Linked DNA regions of Homo sapiens: region 2 is linked to region 1. The links are chromatin loops, found by intact Hi-C in ENCODE. Cell type or tissue: CD14-positive monocyte. All regions are shown on one strand. Links, peaks and the distances in the headings refer to the core of each region. The heading gives the core; the rest is flanking DNA.

What was found. Hi-C counts contacts between places; a loop is a spot of excess contacts. Peaks named below come from ENCODE experiments on the same cell type or tissue, not always from the same donor. Only the 100,000 strongest peaks of a DNase experiment are listed, where the experiment ranks them.
Region 2: a loop joins it to region 1, with 2.9 times the contacts of the local background. A loop is called at or near these places in 11 of 110 quality-filtered maps.

Annotation. Positions count from the first base shown.
Region 1 is chr12:50,034,806-50,043,133 of GRCh38, forward strand. No RefSeq gene overlaps it. Among named protein-coding and RNA genes, the nearest start is that of RACGAP1, 13 kb to the left of the region's middle. RefSeq lists enhancers at 4,855-5,610, 5,611-6,366 and a cis regulatory region at 6,705-7,593. In CD14-positive monocyte, for the core only: CTCF peaks have their summits at 4,576 (motif pointing right) and 4,775; a DNase peak (open chromatin) is centred at 4,616.
Region 2 is chr12:49,977,698-49,986,025 of GRCh38, forward strand. No RefSeq gene overlaps it. Among named protein-coding and RNA genes, the nearest start is that of AQP6, 8.9 kb to the left of the region's middle. In CD14-positive monocyte, for the core only: no CTCF peak of the experiment used is centred there; DNase peaks (open chromatin) are centred at 5,094 and 6,294; H3K4me3 peaks cover 2,381 bases; H3K27ac peaks cover 2,859 bases.

The sequences.
Region 1 (8,328 bases), core at 317-8,316:
ACCAGGGAACAAGCATTTTATTTCTAAATAAGCATTTACATATAACATTCTCTGTTTCTTTCCCCTTTTTTTTTGATGTTCTCTCTCTCTCTCATCAAAAAAAAAAAAAAAAATCAAAAACAATGTTTCCCTGCCCCATGCCTAGGAATCACCCTTTCACACTCAATAAAGTGTTGAACTAAATCAAACTGTAATAGACAAAGCAAGACTCTGTTTCAAAAAATACAAAACAAAACAAACCACCCACAAAACAACAATAACAACAAAACTCTAATAGGAACAAATAGAAACAAGTCCCCCTTTAGAAACACGCCTGTGTCTCTCCTGGGTGTCCAGGCTCTGGGGAGCCCTGCTTGGAGGAGGGGATATAGTTATTGACATGCTGAACTCATCTCTACTAGAGTCCAACCTCTTTGAAAACAGAGACCGCCGGGCACGATGGCTCACGCCTGTAATCCCAACACTTTATGAGGCCGAGGCAGGTGGATCACCTGAGGTCGGGAGTTCGAGACCAGCCTGGCCAACATGGAGAAACCCTGTCTCTACTAAAAATACAAAATTAGCCAGGGATGGTGGCACATGCCTGTTATCCCAGCTACTCAGGAGGCTGAGGCAGGAGAATCGCTTGAACCCAGGAGGCAGAGGTTGCAGTGAGCTGAGATTGCACCATTGCACTCCAGCCTGGGCAACAAGGGCAAAACTCCATCTCAAAAAAAAAATTTAATTAATTAAAAAACAAAAACAGAGACCATAGGCCGGGTGTGGTGGCTCATGCCTGTTATCTCAGCACTTTGGGAGGCCAAGGTTGGCAGATCAACTGAGGTCAGGAGCTCAAGACCAGCCTGGCCAACATGGCAAAACCCCATCTCTACTAAAAACACAAAAATTAGCTGGGCATGGTGGCATACGCCTGTAATCCTAGCCCCTCGGATGGCTGAGCCAGGAGAATCACTTGAACTCGGGGGGCGGAGGTTGCAGTGAGCCAAGATCGCCCCACTACACTTCAGCCTGGGTGACAGGGCAAGACTCTGTCTCAAAAAAAAAAAAAAAAAAAAAAAAAAAACAGAGACCGTAGCTTATTCACCCCAGCCTGTCCCCTGCCGAACAATGTGTCTGACTCACAGTAAGTCCCTGTTCTATACCAGTGCTTCTCAAACCTTAGCGTGCATCAAAATCCCCTGGAGAGCTTGGTAACATACAGATTGCTGGGACCCATCATGGAGTTCCTCATTCCATCCGTCTTCCATGGGCCCCAAGAATTTTCATTTTGAATGCATTCCTAGATGATGCTGATGTTGCAGATCTGGGAACCACATTTGGAACCACCGCTCTATAACAACATGTTGAATGGCTGTATCTGAGACGGTAAAGTAGCCTCACCGTCCCCTTCCCAAGCTCAGCTGGTCATCAGCATTGAAAATACAGGTCCAAAGCTGAGAATCATGAGGTGTAGGACTCAGAGATTTTCCAAAAATCATCTTCCCAGGTGATTCTTATGTGCAAATAGGTTTGGTATTCTACTGCCACGCACAGTCCTGTACTCTGCCCGCCTCAGCTAACTCCTGCTTCAAGCAAAGCCCACTGCCTGTCTGCACTTTATTCAGGGCACACCTTGCTGCTCTGGGTTCAAGATGGCTGGAACTATAGAGGAATGGGCTGCCAAGAGTGAGAGGAAGTAGCTGGTTCTAAAAAGCAGACCAGAGATTTACGTAAATTGTAACAAGTGCCACTTCTACTAACTGTTAATTCTGAAAGACAAGCCAGGAGCTAGTTCTCCCTAGTCTGACCTGGAGTCAAATTCAGCTCTCTTCCTCCCTATTAAACTTCCCTCCGTTTCTGTTACACTCTGCTTCTTTTACCTCCAGTGTGAAATGAGAATAACATAACCTACTTCACAGGGTTGAGCTGAAGATTAAATAAGAGGTTATGGGGCCAGGCACAGTGGCTCACGCCTATAATCCCAGCACTTTGGGAGGCTGAGGCAGGCGGATCACCTGAAGTCGGGGGTTCGAGACCAGCCTGACCAACATGGAGAAATCCTGTCTCTACTAAAAATACAAAATTAGCCAGGCATGGTAGCGCATGCCTGTAATCCCAGCTACTCAGGAGGCTGAGGCAGGAGAATCGCTTGAACCCAGGAGGCAGAGGTTGCAGTGAGCTGAGATCACAGCACTGCACTCAGGAGAATTGCTTGAGCCCGGGAGGCAGAGGTTGCAGTGAGCTGAGATTGGGCGACAGAGCGAGACTCCATCTCAAAAATAAATAAATAAATAAATAATAGCAAAGTGACTGGGGAAAGGAACTTGGCATCCATAACCTTTTTTTTCTTTTCTTTTCTTTTTTTGAGACAGAGTCTCACTCTGTCGCTCAGGCTGGAGTGCGATATCAGCTCACTGCAACCTCCACCTCCTGGGTTCAAGCGATTCTCCGGCCTCAGCCTACCGAGTAGCTGGGATTACAGGCATGTGCCACCATGCCCAGCTAATTTTTGTATTTTAGTAGAGACGGGGTTTCACCATGTTGGCCAGGCTGGTCTCAAACTCTTGACCTCGTGATTCGCCTGCCTCGGCCTCCCAAAGTGCTAGGATTACAGGCGTGAAGCCACCACACCCAGCCATCACTTTGCTATTTACCAAAACTTCTATACATATTTAATTGGGTTTTTACAACAGTCATGAGGAGTAAGAAAGACATTATGGTTCACTCTCATTTTACCATTGAGAAAGCTGAGTCTCAGAGAGGTTAAGTGACTTGCCTAGACAGGTGGATCACCTGAGGTCCGGAGTTTGAGACCAGCCTGACCAACATGGTGAAACTCCGTCTCTATTAAAAATACAAAATTATCTGGGCATGAGGGCAGGCGCCTGTAATCCCAGCTACTCGGGAGGCTGAGGCAAGGGAATCGCTTGAACCTGGGAGGCAGAGGTTGCAGTGAGTCAAGGTCCTGCCACTGCACTCCAGACTGGGCAACAGAGCAAGACTCCGTCTCAAAAAAAAAAAAAAAGTCATTTAATCTCTAGGCAAGTAATTTTTTTTCTTTTTTTTTCTTTTTTTTTTCGAGACAGAGTCTCACTCTGTCGCCCAGGCTGGAGTCCAGTGGCACAATCTCAGCTCACTGCAATCTCCGCCTCCTGGGTTCAAGCGATTCTCCTGCCTCAGCCTCCCGAGTAGCTGGGATTACAGGCGCCTGCCACTACGCCCAGTTAATTTTTTGTATTTTTAGTAGAGACGGGGTTTCACCATGTTGGCCAGGCTTGTCTCGAGCTCCTAACCTTATGATTCGCCCGCCTCGGCCTCCCAAAGTGCTGGGATTGCAGGCGTGAGCCATTGCCCCTAGCCGAGGTTAAATGACTCTTAACCTAGAGGTTAAAATGACCTGCACAGTCTGGGTATATAGGGGAAGGGGCTTTAAGCAGAGCTGGTTGCTCCTCTCCCCTCATCCTTGTATTTGTTCTTTTGACATCTCCTTCCCATAGGTCATTCTTTATGGGCATATCTTACCTGAATCTGAATGGTAAGGAAATAAGGTGGGGTTCCCTGCCCCTGTTGGAGACAGCCCTGTTCTGCTGCCCCCTCCTCCGAGCCCTGTCTGCACCTTCCTCCCTATTTAAGCCCCTGCGGTCCCTTTGACAAGCATCTATCTTGAATTCAAATTCTGGCACAACTTCTCTAGCTGTGTGAATTTTATCAGGTTCCTTCCCCTTTCTAGGCCTCATCTGTTACATAAGAAGAATATAGATCTGTGGTTCCCTAACTGTAGAAACCTTGGAGTGATCAGGAGAGACTCAGCCCCTGGCCTCCATAAAGACTGAGTAGCCCATCTGTGTGTAACTGACTGTGTAACTGTGTGATTGCTGGGAGACGAGATCCAAATGAGCTTTAATGATGCGATCCAGAACTCAATCATCATGTATTTTCTCAGTCAAAAGATAACAAAAGTACAGCTATTGCCATATGGTCATGGTCAGGGAAATTTTTTTGGAAATAGAAAGGTTATGCTGGGTTCTATAAGTTACCCAGAAGAATTAAAAATAAAAAATAAATAAAAAATTTAAAAGGTTGGGCCAGGCATGGTGGCTCACGCCTGTAATCCCAATGCTTTCAGAGGCTGAGGCAGGAGGATCGCTTGAGGCCAGGTATTCCATCGCAGCATAGTGAGATCCCATCACTGCAAAAAAATTTTAATTATTATTATTGAGACAGAGTCTTGCTCTGTCGCCCAGGCTGGAGTGCAATGGCGGGATCTCGGCTCACTGCAACCCCTGCCTTCCGGGTTCAAGCGATTCTCCTGCCTCAGCCTCTGCGTAGCTGGGATTACAGGCAAGTGCTATCATGCCCGGTGAATTTTGTGTTTTGAGTAGAGATGGGTTTCACCATGTTGGCCAGGCTGGTCTGGAACTCCTCAGCTCAAGCGCTCCGCCCACCTCAGCCTCCCAAAGTGCTGGGATTACTGGGTGGGGTGAGTCACCGCTCCTGGCTTAAGTTAAAAAAATAAAAGAATAAAAAGGTTGGAAGCCCCTAGTGTAGATATCCTCTAAAGGCCTTATCAGCTGCCATCCTCCGCAGCCACCTGGGAGAAAGGACTTTGGGCCACCAGGGGGCGCTGCAGCCCTTGTGCAACGTGGAAGCTGAGGCCCATGGTGAACAGGCTCTAAACAGAGAGAGGGGTGAGGTCAAGCTTCTGGCCCAGGCTCTATAGACCACAGTTGAGACCTGTTAGACCTAAGTACTCTGTAAGGGAGGTGTCTCTCCAGAGCTGGGGGAGGTAAGGGGCCCAGGGTGGGGTGACCTGTCCCAGGTCCGCTGCACTGGACTCACACCTGCATGGGGGCTCCTGTGGCAGCCAGTAGTCATTCCTGTCTGGTTGGACCTTGGAGGCGTAGAAACAGAGAATTTCTCAAATTCCACCTCAGCTATCCTCAGACAAGAGGGACTGAGAGGAGGAAATGTTCCTACAAGGCAGGATGGCTATCCCAAGTGAGTGGCTTCCCATGGACCTCGCAAGTGCAGGGAATGGATGGAGACCTATGGAGTCAGGGAAGCCATTCTGAAAGTGGGGCTGGGGACAATCAGAGGAGAGAAGGAAGATCATGCCAGGCAGGGGGGTCTGTCTAGAAAGGTAACAATTCTGAGATCTTTGCTGACATGCAGGGCCTGCCTTGCCCAGCAGTAGAAGGCAGCAGCTCACTGCCAGAAGGGAGGACTGGGAGGCCAGAACCCTCCTTCCACTCCCTTCCCTCCCCTGCTGAATCCCGGGCAGAGCTCCACCCAGCTCAGACACTCCAGCCAGGACTTTCTCCCTGGGAAGGGCCAGAGAGCCTCAAAGGGACAAGGCAGCTCACACCCGCCCCTACCCACCGCCAGAGGCTGAGGCCCTCTCCACTCATAAACCATCAGGACCCAGAAAACTTTCGGGCCCAACCCGAAGATACACTCAGACAAAGGGATGCCCACCATGATGGGGCACAGGGACTCTACCCTACCTTGGGAGAGACAGACAGACAGACACACACACACACACACACACACACACACACACGCACGCACACATGCTCAGGGCTGATTTTAGCAGAACAAATGAAGTAGAATCCAGGGCCTCTGGCCTCCCAGCTTCTCAGGCGGAGCACTGGACTCTGCCTGCCTCACTCCTGCTCTGGAGGTGCCACCCTTCCCCTTCCCAGCCAAGCCCTACTCATCTGCTCTTCCCTTCTCATGGACCCCAGCTGGCTCTGAGCTTCTAATTCTTTCCCACAACCCCTCTGCCCTATCTGCCCCTCCACCCCTTGCCTGGGCTCTGGGCACCATCCCTGTCCCCCAGGCCAAGTGCCTCCCAGGACTCTTCCACCCACCCTCCCACACCTCTGATTCTCCCACAATGCCTGTCTGAGGTTTCCCAAGTGAGTGCTTCCCAGCAGAGAAGGCCAGAAGGAGAGGCAGGCAAAAGAGCAGGGCCATTCATGTTGGCAAGGCTTCCCTGGATGGCAGAGGACAGCGGGACAGGCAGGCAGGCCAGCCACTCTGGAGAGGGTGCACACACACAACCTACCCCTCTTCTCAACAGGATAGTCTCCCAAGCTTGGAATTTTGGCTCCAGCATCCACCCCCACACACCCACACACACCCAGCCTGGTCTGTTTCTCTGGGGCCCCAGGGCCTGCTTCCTTACTGCCTACCAAGCTTTTCCCATCTGCTTTCCCAGGGAAACCCTCGGGGAACGCAGAGGAACTGACTTCCTCCAAATTCGAAGTATCTTCCAGCCTTCTAGAGACGAGGCCATATGAAACCTGGAATCGTTGTGGCTGCCCCATTTACAGCCCAACCCCTGCTCCTCCCTCCCATCTCATTCCTCCTGTTCCTCCGTGCTTCCCTCCTGCCTCTGTGAAGCCTTCAAGGCTGGGAGGGAGGTCAGAATGGAGCCCATCCTGGCAAAATGAGAAAAGATTAGAGCAATACATTTGCTGTCAATGGCAGTAAGCCTGCCTGAGCAGGGGAGGAGGAATATTTGATTTCAGACTCTCCGGGGGTCTTGATGGAAGAGCACTGGCAGCCTGCAGCCCCAGGCCTGACAGAGTGAGGAGGGCTGGTCCCAGGCCCTGCCACCTGGGGACCCTGGTGTCCCAACCCTCCCATCTCTATATCGACCCCATCCTCCGCAGTCACCAGCAGAGCCCAAGCTCCTTCCTCCTCCCTTCCCCTCCTTTCTCCCTCTCAACTGCCAAACTTGTTTCCCCACAGCAGTTTTTCTACCCAGTGCAGGGTGATGGAACAGAAAGAACACTGCTCTGGGGGCTGGAGAGGAGGCCTGGGTTCTAACCCCCCTACCGCTTCCAAGTGCAGGGATTTTGTGCAAGTCACTGAGCCTCTCTAAGCCTTGGGGCAGTGCGGGTGAGGGAGAGAACAACGGCATTCGGCATCCCTAGACCCTAGCGGAGGCTCAGCCACTCGCTGCTTCACTGGTCTTGGGCAACATCATTTAACCTCTCTGAGCTCCGGTTTATTCATCTATAAAATGCGGGTGACACAAATATAAGGCCTGCGTCCTAAGGTGATAGTGAGTATCAACAAAGCCGGAGATATGAAAGTTGTAAACAATTGTGCCAATAGCATTGTCCTGTTACAAGACAATGGGATTCCTGGTGCGTTCCCTGACTGAAGGCTGGTCCTGGACATGGCTCCACAGGGTTCCTTCTTGTCTTAGGATCCCAGTTCTGGTCCCTGCCCTCCCGAAGTGGGGTGAGGACACAGTCTGTCTGGGAAAGGAGATAAGGCAGTTTCTTGGACAAACAATCCTGAACTGAGAGGAGTAGCTGTCAACTCTCCTCAGACCAATCCAGAAAGACATTCTGAAGAGGGAGGTTTGAGAGGCAGTTGGTCAATAGTGTCTCCTTCCTAACTCCTCCTACCCTTATGTCCTCCTGTGAATGGTGCGCCCCGGAGTGGTGCAGGGTGGCAGGCTTGCCTGAATACAGAACGAGACAACTTCCACCCAGCCTCCAGTGAGTGGACAAGGTGATGGAGAGGAGACGGTGGAGGGAGGCTAGGGGATGGAGTTAATATTTATTACCAGGCTGCCATGTGCCAAGCACCATGCAGATATAGGAAGTGTTTTTCATATATCTGGCCCATACTACAGCCTGAGAGGTAGGTATAGTGGATGTGGCCGTTGAATAATTGCCCGTTGTTACCAGCTGGAAGGAACCGAGACTCAGGTTGGATGGATCCCATCACTCCACACTGCCTCCCATTGGAGCAGAGGGTTGGAGGCCTCAGCCCCAGGCCTGTCTCCCCATCCCTGAGCTAAAAACTGGACAGATCTGTAAATTACTCTAAACCATAGTTTTCTCATCTGTTAAAGAGGATGGCACAGAGAATGCTCTGGGAAGTATAGAGTCATGCACAAACTTACAATGCATTATACCTTCATATGCTTCTTTTCTGGTTCCAACCTCAACTCTCACTGCTCTCCTGCTTGGCCTTCCTTCTGGTTAGATCTCCTCACTTCATTTTTCACATGAACCATCAGGCTGACTCATCTCATGTCTTCCCCTTCCTCCTCTGCCTATCCAGATCTCTTTGATCCCCTGTATTTGAGGTCCCCTCCTCCGTGAAGCCTTCCCTCCCACTCTGACCCACAGTGGCAATAAGCATAGGCTTTCTTGACTTACCATTCACTTTTTTTTTTTTTTTTTTTTTTTTTTGAGGAGGAGGACTCTCGCTCTGTTGCCCAGGCTGGACTGCAGTGGCGTGATCTCGGCTCACTGCAGCCTCTGCCTCCCGGGTTCAAGCGATTTTCCTGTCTCAGCCTTCCAAGTAGCTGGGATTACAGGC
Region 2 (8,328 bases), core at 163-8,162, 57 kb before region 1:
CACGCCACTGCACTCCAGCCTGGTGACAGAGCAAGACTCTGTCTCAAAAAAAAAAACAAAAAAAACAAAACAAAAGATGGGTCCTGGCCTGGTGCAGTGGCTCCCACCTGTAATCCTAACACTTTGGGAGGCCAAAGTGGGAGGATCGCTTGAGGCCAGGAGTTCGAGACCAGCCTGGACAACATGGCAAAACCCTGCCTCTACAAAAAATTAAAAACTTAGCCAGGCATGACGGCTCAAACCTGTAATCACCAACATGTTGGGTGGCCCAAGCAGGAGGATTGCTTGAGGCCAGGAGTTTGAGACCATCCTGGGCAGCATAGTGAAACTTCATCTCTATTATTTAAAATGAAAAATTAATTAAATTAAAATACAAACAAAAGATAGATCCTTTTTAGTGATGTCTCCTGAGGGACTGGGGATGGGGGAAAGGCTGCCCAAGTCTTCCAAGGGCAGTGTGGCAGGCCCAGCCTGTGACCAGTGCAGTAGCTGAATCCCTGGTGCTCATAGCCCCAGTAGCTGTGCTCAGCGTTCTGTAATATCAGCGCAGATACTACTCACATCTCTCCAAGCTGGGCCCCACTCATCCATCTTCACAATCTCTCAGAGTCCAAGGCTGCCTGTGTCCTTTTATGAGCAGGGAGAGCTGGGTGTCTGTATGTATGCATGTATGAGAGCGTATGTGTAAACAGAGGACATGATTGACTTGCTCAAGGTCACCTGGTTCAGGAGCACGAACACTTAAGGTCTCCCCAGCTCCCAGTTGAGAATTTTCCAAAATAGAGCTCCTGGGGGGTTCATACAAGCTGCAGCCCCAGGAAGGAAGGAAACAGGAACTAGAGGATTGAAGGGGATGGGGGCGTGGAGCTCCTATGGTAGGCTCTTAAGCTCCTTGACAAATGATCACTGCTTTTTGTCCCCAGAGCCAAGCACACACTGGGTGCTCAATATAAGTTTGATGAATGAATAAGGCTGGGCAGTTGGGGAGGATGGGAGGCAGTAATAGATCAAGAGGAGAAAATTTCAGGAGTTACAGCTCCAAATAAGCCAGTATGACAGCAGCTGAGAAGCCTATGCTTCCAGGCAGGGGCTGGGGAGAGGGTGCATCGCCAGATATTTGCTGTTCCACCCACAATTTCAGAGCAGGCTTCACAATGTCTGTCCCAGGAACATACAGGCCAAAATATGAGGGGTTGCCTGAAGAGAAAGCTGAGGGGCTATTTTCACTAACAGTTCTTCAAAGCAGTTCTGTCAGGACAGAGCAGGAGGAAATAAGTTTCCTGAGAAGTGGGGAATTAGGTTAGCCTCTGAAGAGCATCCAAGGTTAGACGTGGAAATAAGTAACCAAAGGTTCGCTTCCCCTCCTCTGGAGCCCTTTAATAGGACAGCAGGCCATCTGTTTGGATGAGGGAAGGGCTGGCCTTTGGAGAGCTGAATCTCAGTAGCTCCAGCTGGGGGAAGCAGGCTTCATTGGCATAGCCCCTGGGCCTGGGTGGGGGCAGGGGACATGGGGAGGACAGAGACCCAACCAGGCCAGCCCTTGGTGTGCATTCCCTTCCTCCTGTTTGTCAGGGAAGTTTTTAATTAATGGTGTATAATCTGATCTGACCCTTCTCCCTGCTGAGCACTGCCTTCAATCAGTGGAGCCATCTGCAATTGCAATTCATAATTCTCCCCAAAGGGAGGGGGACTCGGGCCGGGTGCCTTGGTGATTAATACAATTAGCCTTTTATGTTGATGATTGTCTTAGCAGGAGCAGATGATGCTGTGCTGGGAGCCTGGGCGGTCGCGTCCCGATTGGCTGGCAGGAAGCCCCTCTCCGCTTCCCACCCCCACTTTTCATCTTCGATCTACTACCTCCAGGTATAAAGAGGACAGGCCTCATCTGGGGTCATACTGTGCAAGGGGGAAAAGGCCAGGAAGGGGTAGGGCTCTGAGCCACATTTGGTCTCCTAGGACTGAAGGAAGAGTAGAGTCACACCATGATCTGGGCGCTTTTACATTCCAAAGAAAATCACTTTCACCTAAAGGATTGTGCGGACCAAAGTTAAAAAAAAAAAAAAAAACTACATAAACATAGATCGGGAGTTGACAGAGTTTAAATACAGGCTCAGGCACTTAGCAGCTGTGTGAACTTGGGCAAGTTACTTAAGGATCCTGAGCCTCACTTTCCTCATCTGGAGGATGGAGTACAGTCAAAAGGGAGCTGGAAGAACTACATGAGATGTGTGTGTGTTTCACACCATGCCTGACAGGCAGTCAGATCTCAATCAGTGGTAGCTATTTTTACCACCATCATGATCGCGGTATTGCATTCTGTCTACCATAAGTTCAGCTACTTCCCCTGCAGTTTCTAATGAGGCCTGGGCTATTACTAAAGAAGGGATCACATCCTTCCCATACCCCAGGCTTAGCTTGAGCTGAGGGGGGACGGGGGGAGAGAGTTTATGAGTGTATTTGGGGGAAAGGGGGAATCACAGAAGAGGAGTCAAGAATTAAAACATAAGAATTAAACACAAGAAAGAGGCCGGGCTCTAACCACACACCTGTAATCCCAGCACTTTGGGAGGCCAAAGCGGGTGGATCACTTGAGGTCAGGAGTTTGAGACCAGCCTGGCCAACAAGGTGAAACCCCATCTCTACTAAAAATACAAAAATTAACCAGGCGTGGTGGCACATGCCTGTAATCCCAGCTACATGGGAGGCCGAGGCAGGAGAACTGTCTGAACCTTGGAGGCAGAGGTTGCAGTGAGCCGAGATCACGCCACTGCACTCCAGCCTGGGCGACAGAGCAAGACTCAGTCTCAAAAGAAAAAAAGAGAGCGAGAAATAAGGGCCTTCTCATAACGGAGAAGTGGAGCACTGAAGTGATCACACTGGGAGAGTTGGGAGACTCCAGGAATGGAGGTAAGAAGTCTGGGTGGGGTGGAAAAGAGGTGAAAAGAAGCAGAGCTTTGAAGATTAGGAATTTCACATGAAAGCTAAGTAAACAAAAAGGGAGCTGACATCAGAGCTGAGAGTTAAAGGGGTAACACAGACCAAAATCACTGTGATCGATAATGAGGTCAAGGGATCTGAAACAAGCAGATCTGGGTTTTGATGGGAGACTCCACCAGGTCAGGGGAGGGGATCAGCTAAGTTCCTCTGGCCCCACAGTGCTGTTTTCTGTGCCCCGGAGCAACCCCAGGGAGTGCCGCGAGAAGAGAGATCGATGCTTGATACTAAGAGGGATTTTAACTGACAGCTTAGTGCCAGGCCCTCTCAATGTCAGAGAGGAAGATGGGGAGGGAAGAAGGGAGGGAAGAAGTTAAGGGCTAATCAAGATGAAGCATCTGGCCAAGCTGTGACCTCTCTGGGCAGCTGTGGCAGGGGGTCAGCATAGCCAAGATCCGTAATCACTTCTCAGGGAGCGGCAGCTACACTACAGCGCAGTCACATATTTAGCAAAAGCTGGGGAGGCAAGGCATGGTTAGTGAATGGGGTTTATGGGAGTGGGGAGTCCAATAGCACTAATTAATAGGCTGCAGTTAATTAGCAGAAAAGGGGGAAATGAAAAACAATGTTTCAGAGCTCTGATTGAAACCCATAAAGGGGCAGCTATTGCCAGAGCTGCAGGTGGAGGAGGCCAGAGACAAAGGCAGGGACAAATAACTCCCGCTCCACCCCCATGGACAGATGAAACAAGCTCCAGCCAGGCCAGCGTGTGGCAGGCCAGGTCTCACTAATGCAGGCCTCCATAACAACTGTTTCAGTACTCACTGAGTGGTTAAGTTAAATATTAAAAGCTAAGACAGCCAGTGCCCTTATACAAAGGCTGGAATATAACAAACGGCCACCAGGAGTTTTGCCTAGGTTGCTAGGAACGGTGGCTCACGCCTGTAATCCCAACACTTTGGGAGGCCGAGGCAGGTGGATCACGAGGTCAGGAGATCGAGACCATCCCAGCTAACACGGTGAAACCCCGTCTCTACTAAAAATACAAAAAATTAGCCAGGCATGGTGGCGGGCGCCTGTAGTCCCAGCTCCTCGGGAGGCTGAGGCAGGAGAATCGTTTGAACCTGGGAGGTGGAGGTTGTGGTGAGCACCACTGCACTCCAGCCTGGGCAAAAAGAGCGAAACCCTGTCTCAAAAAAAAAAAAAAAGAGTTTTGCCTAGGCCTTTCCTAGAGCTTAAAGCATGACAAAATAACAAAAGAATTATTAACAGGGCCTGTTTAGGATTAAACAAGTTTATTGGGGGTCTGAAGGAACTCCCCAAACCTCCATGATTTAGCAGGAGACAAGGGTAATCACCCCATCACCTGGACCCATTTAAATTAAGTAAATTTACTGAGGTTCCAGAGGAAGGTCTTCAGGCCTCAGATCTTAGTTATAGATTAAAAGAAGTTATGTCTTTAGATGAATGCACACTTACACACAGACATCTAGCTTGGAAGGTATCTAAGCTCTGGAAAACTTTGTAGTTTTGAGTTGGTGTGGTGATAATTTCCAGGCCTTCTCCCTGTAACCGGTTACAGAAATGAAAACTCCCTTCTTTCCCAGTCCACCTGTGTCTCATTATTGGGCCACGAAAATAAGCATCCTGACCCTGGGTTTGATCCGGGAACAAGGGTCCAGCCTGTGGTGAGGGAAGAGGCCAGGACAGCAGTCAGGGGCGTCTGGTTCTGGAGCAGCAGGCTGGAGGGGCTTTCTCTGGAAATACGCTCTGTCCCTCCCTAACTGCCTGGCACAGCCCGAGTTCCAGCTCTCATGTCAGGACCTTAAGGCTCTGTGAGCTCCCCCAGCACTCTGCACCACCTCTATCCCAGCACTGAACACGTGACTTCATAGTTATTTGAACATCTGCCTCTAACAGGAATATCTCCTTAAACAAAATGATATTTTTAGTCTACTTCTAATTTCAGGGCAATATGTTCCTTATCTTTACTGTCTGTCCTATGAGACAGGCTTCCTTTTTTTGTAGGTCCCCAAATCATGGCCTTTCATTTTCAAAAGAAGAAAGAACTTCCTCTGATATTCTTGATGAGTGAGGTGGTCAAAGGATTGCAACACACACTCCCAAAACCCAGCCCAAACAGAATGTCTAAAACCTCCCATCTCTCATGTGTTAAAGCAGCCTGGTGTCCACCAGGATGTACTGTTATTTTGGTCAGCTCATCACTGATTCACAGTGGCTTTCCCCTAACAGCTCTGGGGTCATGACTGGGTCCAATCTTGATCCTGCCCCACACATTGCTTGTCTGCTTCTTCATGCTATGTGTCTTGGACTGAGCCTTGGTTTCTCTGCTTTTCCTATACTGTAGCTATCTTTCAGACCAGGGGGAACCTCCTGTTTTAATCTCTCTTTGACCACAGCAAAGTCGCTGTTTTCTTGGCCTGCACAGCTGGTCCATCCAACAGCCTATCTCACATGAATAGCTAACACTTCCAACCCAAATAACATTGATTACAAGATGCACTACTATTTTATGAGCTACTGAGGAACATTGCATTATATTAGTAAGATGCCATTGATTATAAGATGTCCCAATTCTCAGAGATATTAACAATATTTTCCAAAGTGCATCTTTTCAATCAATGAAATGATAATTTCTCTTTCTTTTTTTTTTTTTTTTGAGATGGCGTTTCACTCTTGTTGCCGAGGCTGGAGTGCAATGGCACAATCTTGGCTCACCGCAACCTCCGCCACCTGGGTTTAAGTGATTCTCCTGCCTCAGCCTCCTGAGTAGCTGGGATTATAGGCATACGCCACCATGCCCGGCTAATTTTGTATTTTTAGTAGGGATGGGGTTTCTCCATGTTGGTCAGGCTGGTCTTGAACTCCCGATCTCAGATGATTTGCCCGCCTCGGCCTCCCAAAGTGCTGGGATTACAGGTGTGAGCCACTGTGCCGGGTCTGAATCTTGGCTCTTTACATGGGGTTTTAGTGAAAAGAGGAATGGAAGGCTGAAGTGGGGACCATCTTAGGTGTCTTCCTCCTCCCAGGGGGATGGATACATTGCCCCCATATGCTCTCAACTCTGCACATCTCTTGCTGTACCAGCTTTTAAGTACCCAGGCCACCCCTCACAGTGAACGTCTCCTCTCCCTCAGTGCCAGGGAGTCCACTGAAGAGAAGCCAGCCCCCTATTTTCACAGAGGCAAAACAAACACAAACCACACCAAGCTGGGACCACAGTTTTAAGGAGCTAGAGCCTAGCACTCCAACACCATTTATCCAACCACTTCCCAACCCACTGGGTTATTTTCCCCGGAGCCTCCAGAGCAGTGTCAAGAGAAGATGCAGAGATTAGTCATTTCCTCCTAATCGGGCTAAGACTGCTCTGCTAAGCTGCCGACTGCAGGCAATTCCTGATACCGTTAAAGCAAAGCAGCTGGAAAGGGCTTAGCCCTTTAATGCCGGCAGCTGTATCTTCACAGTGCGGCTGCTCTGCTGAGGGGCTGGACTCTGTCCAGAAGCACCAGGCGTTTAGCCCCATTCAATGTATATTAACCTAGGAGGAGAGAGCAGCCACAGCCAGCTCCCTGGGAGGAAGGGAGGTGGTTCCTTTAACCACCTCCACCCCCGGGCTTTGCTTCCTAATGAGAAAGAAAAATCCCAGCCCCTTTGAATATCTCTCTACCAAAATCTGGACAAACTATCATCTCACTGGCAGAAAGAGCTTTCTCTGTGGTGGGAGCAACTCCATTTTAAAAGCTAACCTAATAACAGATCCACTTGTTAGTTTTGACAACAAAAAGACTTTAGGTCACTAACCATGGAGGCTCATTCTCCCTTGAGCTGGTTTTTTTCCTTTGAGGTCTAAAGTAGTCTTCAGATCCCAGGTATGCATATGTGTGGACACAGCACACTGACCTCCCCTTCCTGGAGAGCACTGGGCCCTAGGGTTGATGAGGCAGAGTGCTGCACAGCCCTCGGAAAGCCCAGGCGCAAAGCAGGCTGTGAAGAGAGATCACTCGAAGACTCAAAGCCAGATGGTGAGCATGAGACAGGGTGAGAGCTAATGCCACTTAGGGGGAAAGCCAGTCAGTTAATCAGTTAATCCACTGACACGTTTCTAGAAGCAGGCTGATGGCTCTGGCTCCGAGACTTGCCTGTCCTTGGCTCTGAGCATCAGAGCACACAGGATGCACAGGGGTGGCCTGAAAACAGACTGCCACCAGGAGCAACCTCAAGTGCTCACACAACTCATCTTGCTCCTTCCACACAGAAAACAGCCCTACATCACCAAGCCCAGGTCTTCCATTCTCCCAGACAACCATTAGGAAATTCTGCCCCACGTGCCGTCTCCAGCAGTTTGGGCCTCCCTGCTCTTTCTGGGTCATCTGCTGAGAATGCATAATGAGAATGCATACTACATCCACATACATAGAGTCCTCAGTGCAATCTGCGGCTCTAGGTTGGGTGTGACTTACCAAGTTCTTAGGATAATGGAGAGAACTCCTGCAAAGTAAGTGATCATCTCTTTCTACAGCGCTGCTCATTTTATAGTTGCTCACTTTGCAGAACAAGATCCTTCCTTGCATGGAATGTGAATAACACTGGCTCCAAGCAAAGGCCATTTACTAGTACTTAAGTACCTAATAATACACTTAGAGGCCCCACAATGCTCTCTGAAGTCTGAAATAGCAAGCACCAGGGCTAACCTTCAGACTAAGCTGTAACTCCCAGATTCTAACCCCAGGTAAGCTACACATTAGTTGGTAGGAGTTTGAGCCAAATCACCTCTCTGAATTTGTTAACTGGGATAGTATCACCTGTCCTGCCCCACCTCCGGTGGGTGAAGTGAGATCAAGTAAGACGATAAATGAAAGCGCTCTGTATATGGTAAATCACCATATTAAATTCCCTAGAGACTTTATGGGGAATCAGTTCCTAATTCCATCTTCAGTGATGACCAGAGAAGATTTAACTGGTGCTTTATTATAAGTCTAAATATCCATTTACATGTGTTTGAGCCTAGCACAGAGATGGTACCCAACTGTGTGAGATATGAGAGTAATGCTGCATAAAAAACAATGCAGCTAAATGAAGCCTGGCAAGAGTTACAGAGGGAGAAAGGTAGACAAAAGGAAAAATTCCTGCTTCCAACTAGGAGTCCCTGAAAAGTAGCCTCCTTCCCCATCCCACGCAATTGCAGAGGACAAAGCTCCCACATGCTACAAGGTTATTCCTGGTGACGTCAAACTGTCTTCCACCTGACTTTGTGAACACAAACCATCAACAAATATAGCTCTGAGAACCAGTGTGTAATAAACTACCCAAGTTAGGGACCTCCTGGCCTGGTGCCTTCACTTATTTACAAAATATACCCGCTACAGGGGGCAT